Linked DNA regions of Homo sapiens: region 2 is linked to region 1. A link is an interaction called in ENCODE POLR2A ChIA-PET data of the cell type or tissue named here. Cell type or tissue: A673. All regions are shown on one strand. Links, peaks and the distances in the headings refer to the core of each region. The heading gives the core; the rest is flanking DNA.

Region 1 (10,199 bases), core at 1,707-6,706:
GAATTGGTGATCCAGGGCCCTCATAGCATTGTAATGCTGAGGACTTTGGACTTTTATCCTGAGTGCAGTGAGGAGCTACTCAAGAACTTTGATCAGGGAGTGATGTATATCTTTAATGTGAAAGACTATTGGTGGTTCTTGAGAATGGCTTGGGTGTGTGGGTATGACTCTGTGTGTCTGTATGAATGTGATATACGTGTTTCCGTGGAACGTTGCCAAGTCCAGATTTGCCCTGTGGTGGCGTGAACCAGTGTAATGCCTGGGGAGAATAGAGCGAAGTACATAGAAGTGAAAGCCATTCAGGAGGTATCTTTTGCCTTTTCCCTTCATGAAAATGAAGGTGAATATGTTTTAAAAATTTTATGCAGCTTTGCACTCCTTGGAAGCTCTAGGTCTAAAGTCAGCTAGCCAGGGCGCACACCCAGCCCTTTGCTGAGGAGCCTCTCAGCAGAATGTTTTGGCTCCGGCAGACTAACGGCAGTTCCTTTAGGATTGCTGCTCTTTCGAGTGACTTAGGCTGCAGGACTTGCTGCCCAGCATTGCCCAGTCAGGACACTAATCAGTGTGGCTCGGTTGAATAGGAGAGCTTTAACTGCATTCTCTTGTGAGAATGCAGTTGAAGAATGCCAAGAGGAGTGTACAATTCAAATGCGTTAGTGCTTGTAACACGTGGTTCCAGTTCTCTCCCTCTTGGCTTGTATGGTATAAATTGTGTACAGGTAATTAAGTTATTTTATAGAGGCCATCTCCACTGGGAAACTTTGCTGCCATGGAAATTGTTGAATATTAACCAGTTGATGATAAAGTTGCAAGTTGTTTGTATTATATATGTATTTTTTTGTATTTTTTTTTGGGGGGGGGTAGGAAGTTTTGCTCTCATTACTCAGGCTGGAGTGCAATGGCGCAAGCTTGGCTCACCGCAACCTCTGCCTCCTGGGTTCAAGTGATTCTCCTGCCCCAGCCTCCTGAGTAGCTGGGATTACAGGCACGTGCCACCACACCCAGCTAATTTTTTATTTTTAGTAGAGACGTGGGAGACTGTTATCGAACTCCCGACCTCAGGTGATCCTCCCGCCTCGGCTTCCCAAAGTGCTGGGATTACCGGCGTGAGCCACCGCGCCTGGCCGGTATATATTAACGTCATATTTTTAGGATTAAAACAAATTTTTCTTGGAGACATGGACTTAAAACTTTAAGTGAAATATGAACATTTTCTTGGCTCATTTTAGGCATTTAGTACTCAGGCAAAAAACGTATTTGTTGATAATTGTTGTATCTGAAATGAAATAGTCAATTAGTACACTTTCTTTAGATGAAATATACACATACACGAAAACACTTTTAAACTATACAGATATAAGTGGTATTAGTTGAAGCTGTATTTTAAATTATTTAGACATTTAAAAAGTGCTGAGGTGTGTAGATTCTTCACAAATGTGAAGACCTAGAATATTACAGAAAAGATAGGAAGAAAAATAAGTATAAGAATATAGTATGTGTATTATAGGATAATAGGGTAATTAGGATGGAAGATGGAATTGTTTTCTAATTCTATTTAAGTACAGAAATATAATTACTATTGATATTTTGCTTTTACAATTGGAGATAATCTCGTGATGACATATGGAAACCTTGGGAATTACTATTTTGTAAATAAGCTTAAAGCGTACTAGACATAAATGTTCAGTCTGGTATTTAGAGAATAATGGAATAGTTAAATATGGGGCTTATTAGGTAAATTATTCATTGTTTTGATTTTAAAAAAGAAGCTCTTCTAACAAGTCATGACAAAGCAAATATCATATGGGTTCATTTTCTTTAGGGAAATAGATTTTGTTAGTATTTCATTTTTATAATCATTGCTGTTGAAGCATTTTGCCTACAAACTAAATTGGCTGGATAAAAGATGTACTTTAAGATAGGGATGGGTAGAGATAAGGATAGGGGTAATCTCCTAAAATAAATTTCATTTCTGAAATCGGTAATAATAGAAAGTTGATTGAAAACATAACATGATTTGTTTTATTCCACTTTATTTTTGGCAATCATAAGATACTGACTAGTTTAGAATCAATGTATATATTTTTTCCCTCTGAGCCCAGGCTTAGTGAATTGCTGTCAAACATCACCTTTGTTACTGTCACTGTGTAGATCATCTAGCTAGTGTGCTTGGCTCCTCATAGTGTGTGGACTTCACACTCATTTTGCCTCTTCAGTCTCAGTCTCCCAATTGTAACATGTTGCCACACTTTAACCAGCTTAACTTGGGCTTTCAAGATCATGTGAACACAGTATGAATTACTAATCAGTAGAATGTTCGTTCCATTGATGTCACTACTTATCCCTTGATTATAAAACCCCCTTAAACATTCTATTAAAAAACAAAATGCTTGCTTGTGGAGTTTTACTTTGCATCTTTGAGTATTGTGTGCATCTGAAGATAAAACATGATTTAAATTAAGTATTCACTGTCGGTTCATTTATCTGCTTGCCCTATTTTCCTCATTACATTTGGGGGATTCAGAAAATAGGAAACTCGTCCCTTTGATGTGATGGAACACAGGGAAATAATTTTTTTTTTTAATTTAAAGAAACATAGTCTTCTTTCTATTGGTTTGAGGCAATAGCTTTTTAGAGTTAGGTCCAGTTAGCATATGGCTCTTTTGGTTTTATCATCTTCTCTTCTCCATTTACCGTCTCCCACTCTTCCAAAATAGAAGAGAATTCTAAACTTTAAATCATACTGAAAAGTTTTGACTAAAAATCTCTTTATAATCCTTAATGGTATCAAAATTAACATTAGTTTTCACAAATTAACCTTTCCTTGCTCTAAAAATCAGAGAACTAAGAAGGCTTTGAAAAGAATAAAGTCCTTAAAAAGAAACCAAGAACAGTATATAAAAGATTATTTATTTAGAACAGAATACTTAGAGGGTGAGAACTAATATCATTTGGATTTTTTATTAGGTCATAGGGAGGTTCTGTCCATGCAAAGTGATGTAGTATTTTGAATTCTTGCAATAATCACAGATTAAAATTGAGGTTAAATATTGTTGTTTTCTTTTTCACCCAGGCCTGGGACTGGCAGGCTGCATGGCTTTGTGGCTGAGGCTGGAAGCAGAGCCTATCAAAGTCCCCTCTCTTGCAAAAAAAAAAGAAATTCTTTTCTGTTTTTGAAGAAAGGTTAAGGTTGATATCTCAGCAAAGCTACTTGAAGGAAGTGATTGGTCTTGACCCAGCACTTGTAATGCAGTACTTACAAAATCATCCAGATTCTGGCTTTTTGGATTTCGTGGGACTTTGTGTCAGAGTGGTTTTCAAAAGAGGGCCTTCATTCCAACTGTGTGGATGACACTGATGTTACTCAATTTTTCTAGGGTTTCTGAGGAACAGCGATCCTGCTCTGGGCTGGGTCCCTGTGTAACAAGATTACATTGCTGAGTGAGATATTTAAACATAAGACATTTCCTGTAAGTGTCATATGCAGAAAAGGAGGTTAAGGAACTTTATTTACAGTGTCTTGGCTGGATGCTGTGGCTGGCGGCTGTAAACCCAGCACTTTGCGAGGCCAAGGCGTGAGGATCACTTGAGGTCAGGAGTTTGAGACCAGCCTGAACAACATGGTGAAACTCCGTCTGTACCAAAAATAAAAAAATTAACTGAGGTGGTGGCATGCTCCTGTAGTCTCAGCTACTTGGGAGGCTGAGGCAGTAGATTCGCTTGAATCCAGGAGGCAGAGATTGTAGTGAGCTGAGATTGTGCCACTGTACTCCAGTCTGGGCAACACAGTGAGACTCCATCTCAAAAAAAAAAAAAAAGTGTCTAATAATCAGAATCTAAAACTGTATCCTAGAATGGCACTGCCCAGTATGGTGGCCATTAGCTGTAAGTAATAATTTAAATTCAGATTAAAGTTAAAAATGTGGTTTCTCAGTCACAGTAGCTACTTTTAAGTACTCACTAGCTCAGTAACTAGTGATTACCCTATTGAGGAACACAGATATACAACATTTTCATCCTTCAAGAAAGTTATGTTGGACAGTGCTGTTCTAGAATGTTGACTGATGGGCAGCCAGAATTTTCAAGCCTGTTTTCTTGTGGGCTCTCTAGATCCCTTTTTTTCTTACATTCTGAACATGAGGGACTTAGCTAATTTAGCTCTAAATTTCTTTCCGGCCCTAACATAGTTTATTTCCACTGGGAGAAGCAATGCTATTGTTAATCCAGATTACTGGGATGTGTTCCTTTGGTCAGGAATGGGAATTAACATTTCAGTAATGGGAATTATAATGTAGTCTGTAATTTGAACCTTTTTTGAAGTGTTACTTTTGAGTCAGACATTTTAGCTCTTTTAGCACTGTTAAACTGGCAACCTCAGCGGCTTGTACAGGGAGGTATTGGTCTAACAATCAGTTTCTTTTTGGTTCAAAGAATTTTTGAAGCTACTCACCTTTTTGAAAGTTGATAGGTTGTAGATAGGCTCTAGTTAGCTTTTATGACTTTTGTGGAGGAAAAATATTTGTTTTCACAAATGTAAATCTCATGGCAGCTTTTTATATGTGATTAGGGATAAGTGCATTGGATTTTCTGGTAAATTCAGGTTACCATATATAGAGAAAGGTGGGGTATATTGGAATTTCCAGCAGTAGTGGACAAAACCAAACTGATCTGTGATGCACCCAGGCTAATAGAAATAAGTGAATGAAAATGCATGTCATCCATGAGGCTGAGGGACAGAGCTGCAACAGTGCCAGGCACCTGAAGTTTTGGCTACAGCTATTAACTCGAGGGATGATGTACTAGCTAACTACATCTGTTCATTTAGCTGTACCAGATGTCCCATATCATAGGCAAGTTCGAATTTATTAGGGCAGAAGAATGTCCTGGGAGAGGTCATTGATGCCACTTGCTACCGCTCTGGCCTTGGATGGAAGAGGAGGGCCAAGCCACACCAGAGCATTTTGTTTCCAGGTTGTGGATAAGCTCTAGTTAGCTTTATTGATACTTTAGTCATTACCTGGCAGAGTGAGGTTGGTGATGTACTTAGGACCTTTTTGGGAGTGTCTTTTCTCATTTATTTCTGCTGAAGTAGAGTGGTGTGGAGGAACAGCTGTTGATGTATCTGCTTCTTGGACTCTTACACACTGATAAGTTGAAGTGCAGTTGCATAAAATAATCACACTCACAGCCACACTTCCTGGAAGGAGAAACATTCTGACCGTTCAAGAATATCACAAACACTCTTCCTGTAGTCAGCTTCTTTGTCCAGGCACTTGGTTTTATTCATTTATTTTTTACAAGAAAGTAAAAAAAAATTTCTGTGGCTTATGGTACCTAACTGGAAGAGTGGAGGCAGGAAGTTGAGGAACACAGAGTGGGTGGTGGGCTTTGCTGTCAGTTCTGTGCTTTGAAAGCTTTTATCTATTTCAGATCATAATTTTTTAATGGCAGCCCTTTCTAGGATGCTTTCGGCAGAAAAATGTACTGGCAAAATCGTCTCCTGAAAAGATTTACGATGAGACACATAAAGTACATTGAGTAGTATAGTTATTCTTAAACTAGTCATAAGAGTATTAACTAGCAATAAATAATAAAAAATAAACCAGAGGTAGGAGAAGGTATGGTGATTTCAATGTGAGTTGCTTTTGGATTTATGATTTCTTGGTTTCTGTGCCTAAGGAGGCATGGATGGTATTATTTTCTTTTCTTTTTTTTTTGAGACGGAGTCTCGCTGTGTCGCCCAGGCTGGAGTGCAGTGGCGCCATCTTGGCTCACTGCAACCTCTGCCTCCCGGATTCAAGCCGATTTCTTCTGCCTCAGCCTCCCGAGTAGCTGGGACTACAGGTGCCTGCCACCACACCCGGCTAATTTTTTGTATTTTTAGTAGAGACGGGGTTTCACCGTGTTAGCCAGGATGGTCTCAATCTCCTTACCTCGTGATCCGCCCGCCTCGGCCTCCCAAAGTGCTGGGATTACAGGCATGAGCCACTATGCCCGGCCTGGATGGTATTATTCTTTTTCTTCAGTTGCTGCTGAAATCTAAAAAAACCAGGTTTTTCAAGTCCTTATGTGTTCGTGTGTGAAACTTTGCTTGTACATACAAAATTTTTACATTGTTTAACTTTACTGCATGCAGTTTAGTTTGCCTTTTCCTTTTAATATAACTTAAAGGTATTCTCTTACGAAGTGGAGAACTGTTCTGTGGACTGATCAGCAGTGGGTTTGAGCCTGTAAATCGCCACTGCACTCCAGCCTGGGTAACATAATGAGGCTTTGTTGCTTTAAAAAAAAAAAAAGTGGAGGATGCCAGACTTGGTGGCTCATGCCTGTAATCCCAGCACTTTGGGTGGCTGAGGTGGGCAGATCACCTGAGGTCAGGAGTTCGAGACCAGCCTGGACAACATGGTAAAACCCCATCTCTACTGAAAATACAGAAATTAGCTGGGCTTAATGGCCTGCGCCTGTAATCCCAGCTACTCGGGAAGCTGAAGCAGGCGAATCACTTGAATCAGGAGGTGGAGGTTGCAGTGAGCCAAGATTGCACTACTGCACTCCAGCCTGGGCAATAGAGTGAGACTCCGGCTCGAAAAATGAAATGAAATAAAATAAAATAAATGGAGAAGTGTTTTTGTATATTGACCCACAAAAATACTTGCATGTAGAAACTTTTAATTTTTTTTATTGATTTGGGAGGACATGTTCATGTAGTCTCTGAGGCCTGAGTTCCCTGTTTCTGTGGATCAGTCACTGTTAACTAGCTCACCCTGTTCCCCCAACCTCACCCATGCTGTAGCACTTCCAATATGTGCTTAAAACCGTGCATTTTATTTGTAAGGCTGATGATCTTCTTCAGGGAATATTGAGCAGGATCTATTAAGGAACAGTTGCTTTGACTTAAATGAAAAAGTCTTTGCAACTGACAGATAAAATCTTGAGTGAAAATGTGTGGAGTACTGCACTCTTGTATAGTAGGATCTCTTTAGGGGATCTCAAAAATCCTGATCTGTGGAAGTGTATGTCCCTACAAACTGCATTTTCTTACCCTTGGTTTTAAACTTTCTAGGATTATATATTCTAATATGATAGTTGAAAGCCACCAAATTTACCTAAATAGTTTTCATTCTAAATAAATTAGATTTTTACATTGTGTGTGTTTTTGGTTGGAGTTAGGGACAGGAAGAGTAGACTGTTGGTTTTGTGTTTAAAGTTGCGGTGCAGAAAAGTCATTGGACAGAGATCTGTGTAATTTGGAGGTGAGTTGGAAGGGAAAGGACACAGAAGGTGGTCAAAGGGGAAGACTGGGGCAAGGGGGATGAGGATGGGGACACACAGAGGAAAGTAGAATGGTGGGATTATAATTGGGAATGAAGTTGCTTTGTGGCCACCATCGTTTAGTCAAACTGTGAGAGGTGGTCTCATCTGTAAGGCTAGAGTAATTAATGTGAAAAGGTGGTGGTTAGGGTGAATGAGATGTTCTGTCTTTTCTTGAAGTGTGGTATGTGAGTCCCCTGGGACCTTACAGGAAAGTGCTAATGATCACAGGATGACAGCTGAGATACAGATTCCAAACTAAAGTTTAGTGGAAATAGCAGCAGCTTTCAGCAAAATTGGTGTTCCATCATTTTAGAAACCCACGGGCTCTTCTGCTAAGACCATAGATACCTTCTTAGCCAGTTAAAGAAAAATGCTTCATGGTTTCTCTTTGCAGCAGGCCATGGAGACTCAACCTACCTTTCTTTTATTGATATTGCCACAACCTATTAATTCCATTCCTTGGGATTGATTTTTCTTCTCTCCTCTTTCCCCCATGCCTGGTGGGGAATTCAACAGTCTTGCCCATCGTCTGTTTAACTTGCTCTTCTTAGAAAAACAACTCACACAAGCCCTTCTTTTTTAAAAGATTTTACAGTGAATACATATGGGGAAGTTACATTAGATCTTAAAGAATTTAACAGTAGTATTTCCTGGGGAATGGGACCTTTTCTTATTTGCTGAGAGGCTGATGAAGGGCCCCCTTTCTCGTCTATCCCAAACTCCTCCAAAACTCCGAAGATGAAGGGCATACTGATCTCTTATCTCCAGAAAACCAGCTGAACCAAGTGGCTAGGCATGGGTTTTGGAATCAAAGATCTGGATTGGAATCAAAGACGTGAGTTTACCTCTGTGTCTCTTTATCTTTAAAAAAATAGTATCTTAGAGTTGGCTTTGAGATTTAATGAGCTCTGATGCCTCTCAAGCCCTTGCCACAGAGCCTGGTCATGGTAATTACATTTATTAAAGGCCAGCTTCCCAACTTGAAAGAAGGAGCACTGATGGCAGATTAGTAAATACAGAACTATCTTACCTCATATGGGAAATTTGCATTTATAGTGATCTCCAGACTGATGCCACCTTATTAATTGGTGAAGTTTCTGACCAGCTTTTGGCCCCTTTGGCCATTTTCCAGAGCCAGTCCTTTTTCCAGCAAGTGTTAAGCACTCTATTGTGTGTCTTGAGCTATGCTAGGCAAGAGATACCTTGGTCTGGCTTCTGCCCTGAGAAAGCTCACGGTCTAGAAGGGGAGATGGATCAATAAACTGACAAAACAGTGTTCGAGAAGTGCTCTGGGAGATCACTGAGTATTGTGAGAACTCTAATGGGCAGCTTACCTAGATGGGAACTGAGGGCGGCCAGGAGAGCTTCTCATGAGTTAGGTTTGAGCTAGATATGAAAGACGAGCAGAAGTTAACCACATGAAGATGGTAAGGAGGGGATTTCTGGGCAGAGGGAACAGCATGTACAGAGAGGCACAGAGGAATGGGAAAGTGTGCTGAATTAAGAGAGGTGCAAACACAAGTCCATATGTTAGCTGCAGTGTATGGCAGGAGGCAAGACAAACCTGGGGAGATGAGCAGGGGCCAGTTATGAAGATACTTCATTGCTGCACTGTTGAACTTAAGGATCAGGAAGCAACTGGGAAGCATTTAAAGATTTTAAGCATGGATAACAGATGATATTTATAATATGTTTCAAAAAAGTTAATGTGGAGGATGCATTGGAGTGTATAGGCAGAGAGACCAGTTAGAGCAATTAAACCTTTTTGGACCATGGATCCCTTTGGCAATCTGGTGAAGTCGTGGACCCCTTCTGAGAATAATGCATAAAACAAAACACTTGTAATTACAAAGGAAACCGGTTAGCCTGTGGACCATGGGAGCCTGTGGACCCTAGATAAAGTAACCCTGGGAGAAGGCAGCAGTAGGGGGCTGAAAATAATTGTAGGCTGGCAGTGGGGAGTGAAGAGGGGGCTTAAGTTTAAGAGCAGCGACAGATTGGATGGTGGGGAGTGGTGGTAAAGGAGAAGAGAGGCAGCAGGGTCTGACATGGACTGCAGGATGGAAGATGATGTCAGGTCACTTGCGGTGGGTGTAGAAGTTCTTTCACTTACAAACTCTAGATATGAAAGGTCATTTGTGAATTCATCTATTCCTAAATCCAAAGTGAAATTGGAGAAGCAACTAGTAGTGCCCTCTGTCAGTGGTATGCATTGTTTTGTACAGTAGGAAAAAGTTCATGCTTTGGAAGTTCTTAAGTTGAAGTGATTCAGTGAATTTGTACTAGAAGATGGTAATGGGTGGTGAGAGAGATGATTAGTTTTAGACAGGTTAAGTTTACTTACTGGTGAATTATAGACAGCTTATAAGACAGTTTCTTGCTTTGCTTTGCTTTTCTCTTCCCTTCCCTCCCCCTCTCCCCTCTCTCCTCGACAGGGTCTCGCTCTGTTGCCCAGGAGGCTAGAGTGCAGTGACAGGATCATAGTTCACTGTAGCCTCGAACTCCTGGGCTTAAGTGATCCTTCTGCCTGAGCCTCTGAAGTAGCTAGGACTACAGGTGCATGCCACCACACCTGCCAAATTTTAAAGTTTTTCTTTTTTTTTTGTAGAGATGGGGGTCTGTCTCTGTTTCTCAAGCTGGTTTTGAACCTCTGGCCTCAAGTGATCCTCCCGTCTTGGCCTCCCAAAACATTGGGACGGGCGTGATCCCACTACTGATGAGCACAGGAGTTTTGACCTGCTCCATTTCTAACCTGGGCCAGTTCACTCCTCCTTTGGTAACCTGATGGTCCTTTGTTCATGGCAGGTCACCATATTGATGCTGAATTTAGTGTGGACACCTGATCAGCATAATGCAGTACTGCCCAGAACTCCTGGGCTCAAGCA
Region 2 (10,199 bases), core at 3,474-8,473, 84 kb before region 1:
GGAGTCATAGCCACCATCTTGGATTATGAGGATGGGAACCATATCCTTGAGACAAATCAGTAAACTAGAATAAGCCTGGGTCCCTAAGGACTATATGGACTTTTATATGAAAGAGAAATAACATCTATCTTAAGTTACTATTATTTGGTGTCTCTATTGCTGGCAGCTGAACCTAATGCTAACTAACAAAAGAGTAGGAATGGGATCGGTAGAAATCACAGTGGCTGAGGGACAAATGTATGCAGATGCCTGGTGTGTTCTGGGAAAGTTGCCACATGCAGGGTGTCTTAGTCTGTTTTGCATTGCTATATAAAGGAATACCTGAGGTTGGGTAATTTATAAAGAAAAGAGCTTTACTGGGCTCAAAGTTCTGCAGACACTAGCGTCTGCTTCTGATGAGGCCTCAGACTGCTTCCACTCATGGTGGAAGGGAAAGGAGCAGGTTTGTGCGGAGGTCACACGGTGAGAGACAGGAAGGGAGGGCAGGGGAAGGCGCCAGGTTCTTTTTAACAACCAGCTCTGGATAAAACTCTCATGGGAACTAATAGAGCAAGAACCCACTCATTACTGTGAGGATGACACCAAGCCATTCAGGAGGAATCCATCCCCAGGAGCCACACACCTCCCATTAGGCCCCATCATCAACACTGGGGATCAAATTTCTACATGAGATTTGGAGGAGGCAAACACATGGCTGATGCCTGGGCACAGGGCTCAGGGAGAGGGGAGTGAGTACAGGGAGATGAGGGATGGAGTTGGTTGGGGTCAGTCTTAGAGAGCTCACATCTCCCTTCGTGAGTGGTCTGGACTTGATACCCTGGTTAGGGTTTGGAGGGTGGATGGGAGGAGGACAAGATGAGAGGCAGAGTCCCTGTGAGATGTCTGAGACTCCAGCTGGGAGAGTGCTCAGTGGGGAGGGTGAGAAGGGGGTAGAAGAAAGAGATATTTAAGAGCTGAACCCCCATGGTTTTGGTGGGGACAGGGTGTGACTCCCACGTTTCTGGATTGAGAGACTGAAAGGGCGGTGGTGCTGGTTGAAGGCTTGGGGATTGCAGAAGGATAATCTAATTTGCAGAGGAAGAGTCTGACAAATTGATACAGACAAATTGAATTTGAGTTTCCAGCAGGACAGCCGAGTGGAAGTGTCTGGTACGCAAGGGGAACTGCTGTCTGGCGTCCTTGGAGAAAGATCAGAACAAGGGGTAGGGAATTATTTGGGTGTTGTCTGCTTGATGGTAATAAAAGACTTGAAGACAAGAGGATCAAAGAGATCACACAAGGGGGCATTGGTGCGGGAACTGAACTCTGCTGAGGATAGAGTCTCAGGGGGCTGCCTGCATTTAAGGGGAGGACAGAGCAAGGAGCTAGTAGGGAAGAGCCATCAAAGAGGCATGAGGAGAAGTAAATGAGTTCAGGCCGGGCAGGGTGGCTCACGCCTGTAATCCCAGGGCTTTGGGAGGCCCAGACGGGCGGATCACCTGAGGTCAGGAGTTCGAGACCAGCCTGACCAACATGGTGAAACCCCATCTCCACTAAAAACACAAAATTAGCCAGGCCTGGTGGCACATGCCTGTAATCTCAGCTACTTGGGAGGCTGAGGCTGGAGAATTGCTTGAATCTGAGAGGCAGGGATTGCAGTGAGCCAAGATCGCACCATTGCACTCCATTCTGGGCAACAAAAGTGAAACTTCATCTCAAAGACAAAAAAAAAAAAAAAAAAAAAAGAAGAAGGAGAAGAAGTGAATGCGTTCGTGTCCACAAAGTGGAAGGGGTCAGGTTTTAACAAGGAAGAAGATGGATACAAAATGCCAATGCTGTGCAAAGGGAGTGGGCAAACCCAGCTCCTTGCCCATGAAAAGTGTGGCTTACCCAGGGTCGGGGAGACACTGGCTCCCGTGCCTAATCTCTCAAGCTTATTTGTCTGTACTCCCTGCAAATTGGCCATGGGAGCTCCCCGAGCACAGAAAACAGCTTGATTCATTTAAAATAAAGGCCATTTTAAAATTCTTTTGTGGAGTTTAAGTTATTTTTTTAAATGCAGCTAGTCATACAGTCTCACCTATTTGACAGAGAAGTGTTTCTAAATTAACTTCTTATTATTTCTCACCCTGACAAAAGCTTCTCTGTAACAGGTGTTCCTTGATGATGTGTGCACAGGACAGCTCATTTGCAAGCCAGGGGTGTGAGTCCACGTGTGTGCATACATGCATGCACACACACATGCACACGAACACTTTCACACATGGCATTCCCATGCTCAGGGGTCAGGGCCCTAGCAGGCCAGTTGCAGAAACTGATGGACAATAACACATCACCGCATGATCATGCTTGTCTTGGTATAGATCACTGCTTAACTCATTGTGTTCCAACCAGGTTGTGGGCTCCATGTGGGCAGGGGCAACAGCTTCCATCATCTCTTTCTTACCTCCCTAATTACCCAGCAGTGTACCTGGGAGCAAATACGACACAGCACCTCTAGCACTCCAGCACAAAGAGGTACCCAAGGGACTGCCCAGATTTCGCAACTTAATGCCATGATGCCCCCATCTGAGAGAACTGAAACTGGTCCTCCAGTGTCCCTGATTACCAGCCCATCCCTCATCCCTCAGTTCTTCAAGCCAATGAAGGAGAGCTAGAGATAAAGGAATGTACATCATGAGCCAAATGGGACACGCTGGGGGCCATAGCTCAGCTGTGAGGATGCAGCATCCTCTGTGATCATTCCCTTGGTCCCCCATCACAGCTCCACAGGTCAGCTCCACTGCAGACCTCAGCATGCAGGATCTCATTAAATCCCTGCAACAACCCACAGGCACAGGAAATGTTAATAACAATCACTCCAGCCTTGCCTCTCTATACCCCCAAGACTTATCTGAGCAACTCCTGCACCAGCACCTGGAGATTCTTGCACATGCCTGTGTAGGATTGTTCTCTGGGTGGCCTTGGACCAGCCAGTTCTCTCCCCTTTCTTCCTCACAGTTCTCAGAAATAACTGCAGAATGTGCTGAGAATGCAGCATCCTGAGAAAAGGAGGGACTAGCTAGACCAGCTGGGTCCCTCTTAAAAACAGGATGCCCATCTTTGCTTAGCCGGGCGATTGCTACATCCTCCAGGATATAAAACCCAGGGCAGGCTGCTTTCTGGAATCTCAGCTATGGTGCAAGTGCAGCATACACAAACAAGACTCCATCCACCCAGGATAGCTTTCCTGGGTCTTGGGGGACCAGCTCATCATGGGTCCTGGGCTTCTGTTGCCCCTGCTGCCTATCTGTAAGTAATAAATCTGCCTCATGTAACTTGTGCGTGTGAGTGCTTTGTCTCACCAGACTTGGGCAAGTAACCAGTACACAGGATATCTGCTGCACACCCTGGCTGTCTTTCACTTTTCCTCTAGACCCTACAGATTTAAACAAGCAAGCAAACTAACACTCCCCCACTGCTTTAATAATCATAACAAATACCTTTGGAGTGTCTGTGTGCCTTATGATCTGAGCATGCAGGATCTCATCAAATCCTTGCTAACAGTCTTATGAGGCAGAGGCTCTTACTACCTGCATCTCATTTTACAGGTGAAATGATATGATGTCTGGGACTGGTTTTAAAATACTTGAATAACAAAAAGGACAAGAATGGAGGGCGAGATAGATAAAACAACATTAAAACAATGTGGATAACTTGAAACTGGTTGTTGAATTCATAGGAGTTTATTATTGCATTTCTCTTTTTATTTAAATTTTCCATAATTAAAAATAAAATTTTAGGCTGGGCGCAGCAGCTCATGCCTGTAATCCCAGCACTTTGGAAAGCTGACGCAGGAGAATCTCTTGAGCTCAGGAGTTCCAGACCAGCCTGGGTAGCATAGTGAGACCTCGTCTCTACAAAGTAAAATAAAATTAGCCAGGTGTGTCGGTGCATGTAGTGGCGTGCACTTGTAGTCTCAGCTACTTGGGAGGCTGAGGCGGGAGGATCGCTTGAGCCCAGGAGGTTGAAACTGCAGTGAGCTATGATCACACCACTGCACTCCAGCCTGGTTGTCAGAGTGAGACCCTATCTCAAAAAAAAGGGGGGCGGGGGGAAATAAAATTGTAAAAGCGAAGCAGTACTGCTACATAGTATGTGCTCATTAAGTGTTTATTATTATTGCATAAAGATTAAATAAGGCCAGACACAGTGGCTCATGCCTATAATACCAGCACGGTGTTTGAGACCAGCCTGGCTAACATGGCAAAGCCCCATCTCTATTAAAACTACAAAATAATTAGCCGGGCATGGTGGCGCATGCCTGTAATCCCAGCTATTCTGGAGGCTAAGGCATGAGAATCACTTGATCCCGGGAGGTAGAGGCTGCACTGAGCCGAGATCACACCACTGCACTCCCAGCCTAGGTGACAGAGTGAGAAGCTCTCTAAAAAAAAAAAAAAAAAAAAAAAAAAAAAGGGTGGGGGGGAAATGAGATAACGTATATGAAGAACTAGTACAGTTCCTCTACTCCATAAAAGGTGGGAATGATGCTATTTTGCTATTACTATTATTATTATTACTAACTAGAGCTGGACCCTCCTTTTGGCCCTATTACTCTGCCCCTTTATCAACTGCCCTTTCCTCCTGCTCCAGGACAAGCCTCCTGTCCTGGTCTCTACCTGCTGGCTTCATCCCAGAGGGACCCCCCAGCACCTCCACCTGTCTGCCTTGTGTTCCTGGGAACCCCGTGTAGCCAGTGCACAGTAGGTAGAAACAGTATCCATCCTCTCCCCATTCAGCAAACATTTTTGGAGCCAGCCAGACATGGGAACCGTGGTGTTCCCTGGCTCCGACAGTGGGGTTGGGACTCCCCTGCTGGTCCCGACAGTCCCAGACGCCCACAGCAGAGGGCGGCCTCCTTGGGCTCTAATTTTAACCCCGAGGAAGGTGCCAATCGTTCATTTTCAAAGCTGTTTCAAAGTGACTCTGATAAGCAAATTGCTGGCAGCCCTGGCGGGTGATTATTCCTGCATTAATCAGGGGGAAATTATGCCAGTTACTGATTAACTAATTACAGCAATCAGATCGGCTGGGAGAACAGTGCAGTGGGAGGAGGACAAGGTAAACACAACCTGGGAAAGGTGAAGGAGGCAATTTGGTTGTGAACAGAGGACAGAGGCCGGAGCCCCCTTCCTGCCTCCTCTTGCCCAAACCACCCCAGCCCAGCTGGGGGACCCCTGAGGCCAAGCTGGCTGTCCAGTCTGTTGGGGCAGGCAGGGCTCATCCTCTGGGAATTAGTGTCCAGTGTGACAGGAGGAGCTGTCCTCTCCCAGCCTTTGCTGGGTTTCCCATCTGCCAGAGGACACAGGTGCTGGCCTTCAGGAGGCCCCTTTTTGGCAGAGGAGGCCGAGGTTCCTACATCCACACCACCCCCGTCCATCTGAGGGGGCACCCTGGAGGAACAGTTACGGCTTGGCTATTAAGACACAATCTCAGCTGGGTGCAGTGGCTCACTTTGGGAGGCCGAGGCGGGCAGATCACCTGAGGTCAGGACTTCAAGACCAGCCTGGCCAACATGGTGAAACCCTGTCTCTAATAAAAATACAAAAAAAGTAGCTGGGCATGGTGGCGCATGCCTGTAGTCCCAGCTACTCAGGAGGCTGAGGCACAAGAATCGCTTGAACCCGGGAGGTGGAGGTTGCAGTGAGCCGAGATCGCACTACTACACTCCAGCCTGGGCGACAGAGCGAGACTCAGTCTCAAAAAAAAAAAAAAGACACAATCTCAGAAGCTGGGAAACAAGTGACAAAAGAGGGTGACATGTGGCAGCCAGGGCTTCCAAGCACAGAACCCAAAAGTCACCCAGTTAGCCCAGTTAAGGGTCACCTGCCTCAGGTCACTGGCTCTCCTCTCTCACCCACAAAGACCATGGGAGGGGAGGGGAGGAGATGAACAGATAATTTTCTCCGTACTCCCAGCTGCAGAGCCATGGTCCACCTGAGAGGAGGAAAGGGGATCCTTCCAGAATACTTTATGCTCATTCCCCCAGTCCTGTCTCCCAAATGCCTCTGCTCATGTTTGTTTGGTGGCAGGGGTGTGTGTGACTAAAGTCAGAACCTGGTTGCAGTTTGCTGACTGCCACTTCACCCAGCACAGAAGTTACCACTGAATGAGAAGCTGATTCCGGACACAGCCGATGCCAGAGGACAGCCATTTTTCTCCCCATAGCCTACAATGTATGCGAGGGGGGGTGGGAGGCTTGATGTCCTCTGACTGCACAGGACTCTGGAGAGGAGCTAAGGGGTTCCCAAGAGGCCACTGCTAGCCTGTGTATATAGAGTCCAGTTACACATCTATAGAGCAGGTCTACAGGGTTCCTGCACTCAGACCTGAATCTCCCTCCTCCAGTAAAGTTCCTCTGCATGGAAAACTCTTCTTGAAGGTGTCCCTCTCCCCAAAGTTCAGGATGATTTCTCTCTTCCTGGGGTGGCAGACCCAGTGAATGGGTACCTGAGGATGGGTGAGGGCTGCCCAGCCAGAGGCTGTGGAGCAGGCTGCTGAGGTGGACATCAGCTGACACTGGGGGCTGTGGGGTAAAGGTCTCTCCCCATTTTGGGCACCTGTTCTCTTCAGGGTCCTGAAGAACTGTTTCTGCCCAGTGCTCATCCCATCCCAAAAGGATGATGTGACGTCCTGTGTGTAGGTTGTCCCTTCTGATCAATAGGAAGGGAACCGGAGCCAGTACCAGGGACACTGCATAGGCTGTGCCCTCTGGGAGGATGCACGGAGGGTTAGGTCACTTAAGGGCCATCAAACTTCCACCCTCCTCCTTCTTCCCTCGTACCTCCAGTTTCCACATCAGGGCTGGTGGGAGGATGGGCTGGGCCTGGCCTAACATGACCTGGGAACTGGCCGCAGGGCTGGGCAGGGGATGTGGGTGACATGACTCTACCCAACTGGAAGAGGGGTAAAGAGTGCAGGGAAAGAGAAAGATCCCAGCCCCAGGCATCTACTAGGAATCTCTACCATGTATTGAGCGCCTATGGCATGCTGACCTGAACTCCAGTTGATAAGTGAGGAAACTGAGACTTTAGCAAATTAAGTAGTTTACCTAAATGTTATTACTGGAACCCAGGGCTGCTGGCTCTCATCTATAACCACTGCACAATATTGCCGCCCACTCCTGTAAAATGGGGCAATAATGATACCGACCTCACAGGTTGATGTGAAGACAAATGAGACAAATGCTTGCAGAGAGCATCGGGCAGATTCATTGAACATCTACTATATAACAGGTGCTATCATGAGTGCCCAAGGAGAGGAACAAATGAGTGGCAGTCCCTGTCCTGGAGGAGCCCCTGGTCTAGTGCGGAAAGTGGATGCAGAAGAAATAAACCACCGGACCGCACAGTGCGTGCTCAGAAAGAGTGCCGAAGGGCCGGGGCGGTGGCTCACACCTGTAATCCCGGCACTTTGGGAGGCCAAGGAGGGCAGATCACGAGGTCAGGAGATCGAGAGCATCCTGGCTAACACGGTGAAACCCCGTCTCTATTAAAAATACAAAAAAAAATTAGCCAGGCGTGGTGGCGGGCGCCTGTAGTCCCAGCTACTTGGGAGGCTGAGGCAGGAGAATGGCGTGAACCCGGGAGGTGGAGCTTGCAGTGAGCCGAGATCGAGCCACTGCACTCCAGCCTGGGTGACAGAGTGAGACTGTCTTAAAAAAAAAAAAGTGCTGAAGACAGTAGAGGCGCAGGCAGAGGACTGCCCAGGCAAGGAGGGAAGATTTCTCCCGGGCAACAACTTTCGTGTGGCGTTTGTAAAGACAAAGTGGGGAGCAGGAAGGGCATGTTAGAGACAGGAACCAGACGCAAAGTCACAGAGGCAGGGAGTTTATGGTGAAAAGTGAGGGAATCAGTGTGTCCACATTAAGACTGCGGGGAGGAAGGAGGAAGCTCAAAGGATGACCCAGACAGATCCGAGAGGGCCTTAGGTATAAGGCTAGGAGATTTAGAATTCATGCTAGAATAGTAAGAGCCATGCAAGAGGTTTTTAAGAATATGTTTAAAATGGGGCAAAAAATAAATAATTAAAAAATACGACTATGTTATTGGGGATTTTTAAATTTCAGAAGTAATACAAATAATACTCTTTTCTTCTCTCTCTCTCTCTCGTTTTTTTTTTTTTTTTTTTTTTTTTTTAGAGACAGGATCTCACTATGTTGCTCAGGCTGGTCTCAAACTCTTGGACTCAGGTAATCCTCCTGCCTCAGCCTCTTATTTTTATTTTTTTTTTTTGAGACGGAGTCTCACTCTGTCGCCAGGCTGGAGTGCAGTGGTGCTATCTCGGTTCACTGCAACCTCTGCCTCCAGGGTTCAAGCAATTCTCCTGCCTCAGCCTCCCGAGTAGCTGGGACTACAGGTGCGCACAACCACGCCCAGCTAATTTTTGTATTTTTAGTAGAGACGGGGTTTCACCATATTGGCCAGGCTGGCCTCGAACTCCTGACCTCATGGGCCGCTCACATCTGCCTCCCAAAGTGCTGGGATTACAGATGTGAGCCACCGTACCCGGCTTGTGGTTAGGTTGTAACTATAGAATTAAGTTCTAGCAAATGAGATATAACGAAAAATAATATAGGAGACTTTGAGGAAGTGACCTTTTAAGAAGAAGGAACATGATACTGTTGGTGCCTTCCTCTTTCCTACCCGCTGGAATGTTAAGGTGATGGCTGAAGCTGAAGCAGCCATCTTGAGCCATGAGGTAACCTTGGGAATGGAGGCCACTCATGGTGGATAGAGGGAACCTGGAGGATTTCTTGGAGTAGAACTACCACACCAGCCCCGAACCACTCACCTCCAGAAGGTTAAAGAAGAGATACATAAGAAATATGTTATCTTGTTTAAACATTTGTTGTTTGGCGGTCTTTTTTTCCTTTTATTCACAGCTGACCCTAATCTTAATATGACTCTCGCCACGTTTGTGCTTTTCCTTACCTATCCACAAACATATACAGGCCTGACACCACACCTGGCTAATTTTTTGTATTTTTAGTAGAGGCGGGGTTTCACTGTGTTAACCAGGATGGTCTCAATCTCCTGACCTCATGATCCGCCCGCCTCGGCCTCCCGAAGTCCTGGGATTACAGGCTTGAGCCACCGCGCCCAGCCCAGATTTCTTTAATGGGACCCAAACACACTTACCACTCTGCAACTTGATTTTTTCATGTACAGCCTTGTGAGTCAACAATTAGATATGCCTCCTTTTAAAATTTAATTAATTAATTTTTTTTTTGACAGAGTCTCACGCTGTAACCCAGGCTGAAGTGTAATGGCACAATAATGCCTCATCGCAACCTTGACCTCCCAGGCTCAGGTGATCCTCCTGCCTCAGCCTCCCAAGTAGCTGGGACCATAGGTGCATGCCACCATGCCTGGCTAATGTTTTGTATTTTTTGTGGAGATAAGTTTTCACCATGTTGCCCAGGCTCATCTCCAACTCCTGGGCTCAAGTGATCTACCCACCTCAGCCTCCCGAAGTGCTGGGATTATAGGCATGAGCCACTGCAGCAGACCTACCTCCTTTATAATAGCATCATGATATTCAAAAATTGGACCATAAAAACTTATTCAACCATGCCTCTATCAATGGACATTCAGGCTTCTGGGTTTTTGCTATCACCAGCAATGTGACAATAGATATCAAGTATGCCATTCTTGTGGGCTGGTGGTTTTGTTCTATTTTGTTTTGCTTCTGTTGGATAAATTTTACAAAAATAGGCTGCTGCTTTAAAGAGAATATGCACTTAGGCCATTCTGCCTTGAAGGCAGAATAGGAAGCTCCTTGAGTGACTTCCCAGTCTAGGAAGTGTCTCTTCTCCACTCCTGCCCCAACTCCTCCTCCTCCTCTTCCATCTCCTCTTCCTCATCCTCCTTTCCCCCAGAGGATATAAGCACTTTGACCCGACAGGTGGAGAGAAGACTTTGGCCACCTCTGAGAGAGGAGGCCACTGAAACTCACTCAGAGGCACAAGCTTTGGAAGTAGGTCATTTCCCCAAAGCAAACCCTGATGGTGAATGGGCCCTGGTCCCCTGCAGAGGCATAGGAAAGAGAGTTCAGAAAGGGATGCTGGGGGGCCAAAGACAGAACCTTAAGCAAAAACCCAGAGGGCCAAAGCTGAGATTCCTGGTATCGCTTGCTGCACAAACTCAGGCTCACTTCTCTTAACCCAGGAGTTCTTA

The links. ChIA-PET counts read pairs that join two places held together with the same protein. Peaks named below come from ENCODE experiments on the same cell type or tissue, not always from the same donor. Only the 100,000 strongest peaks of a DNase experiment are listed, where the experiment ranks them.
Region 2: POLR2A ChIA-PET joins it to region 1 with 5 read pairs; 2 of 35 experiments call an interaction of 5 or more read pairs at or near these places.

The regions. Positions count from the first base shown.
Region 1 is chr6:37,822,950-37,833,148 of GRCh38, forward strand. All of the region lies in intron 1 of ZFAND3 (zinc finger AN1-type containing 3), which reads left to right. It also overlaps the pseudogene RN7SL285P. Among named protein-coding and RNA genes, the nearest start is that of ZFAND3, 8.3 kb to the left of the region's middle. In A673, for the core only: no CTCF peak of the experiment used is centred there; no DNase peak of the experiment used is centred there; H3K27ac peaks cover 1,539 bases.
Region 2 is chr6:37,737,296-37,747,494 of GRCh38, forward strand. No RefSeq gene overlaps it. Among named protein-coding and RNA genes, the nearest start is that of MDGA1, 45 kb to the left of the region's middle. In A673, for the core only: a CTCF peak has its summit at 4,851 (motif pointing right); no DNase peak of the experiment used is centred there.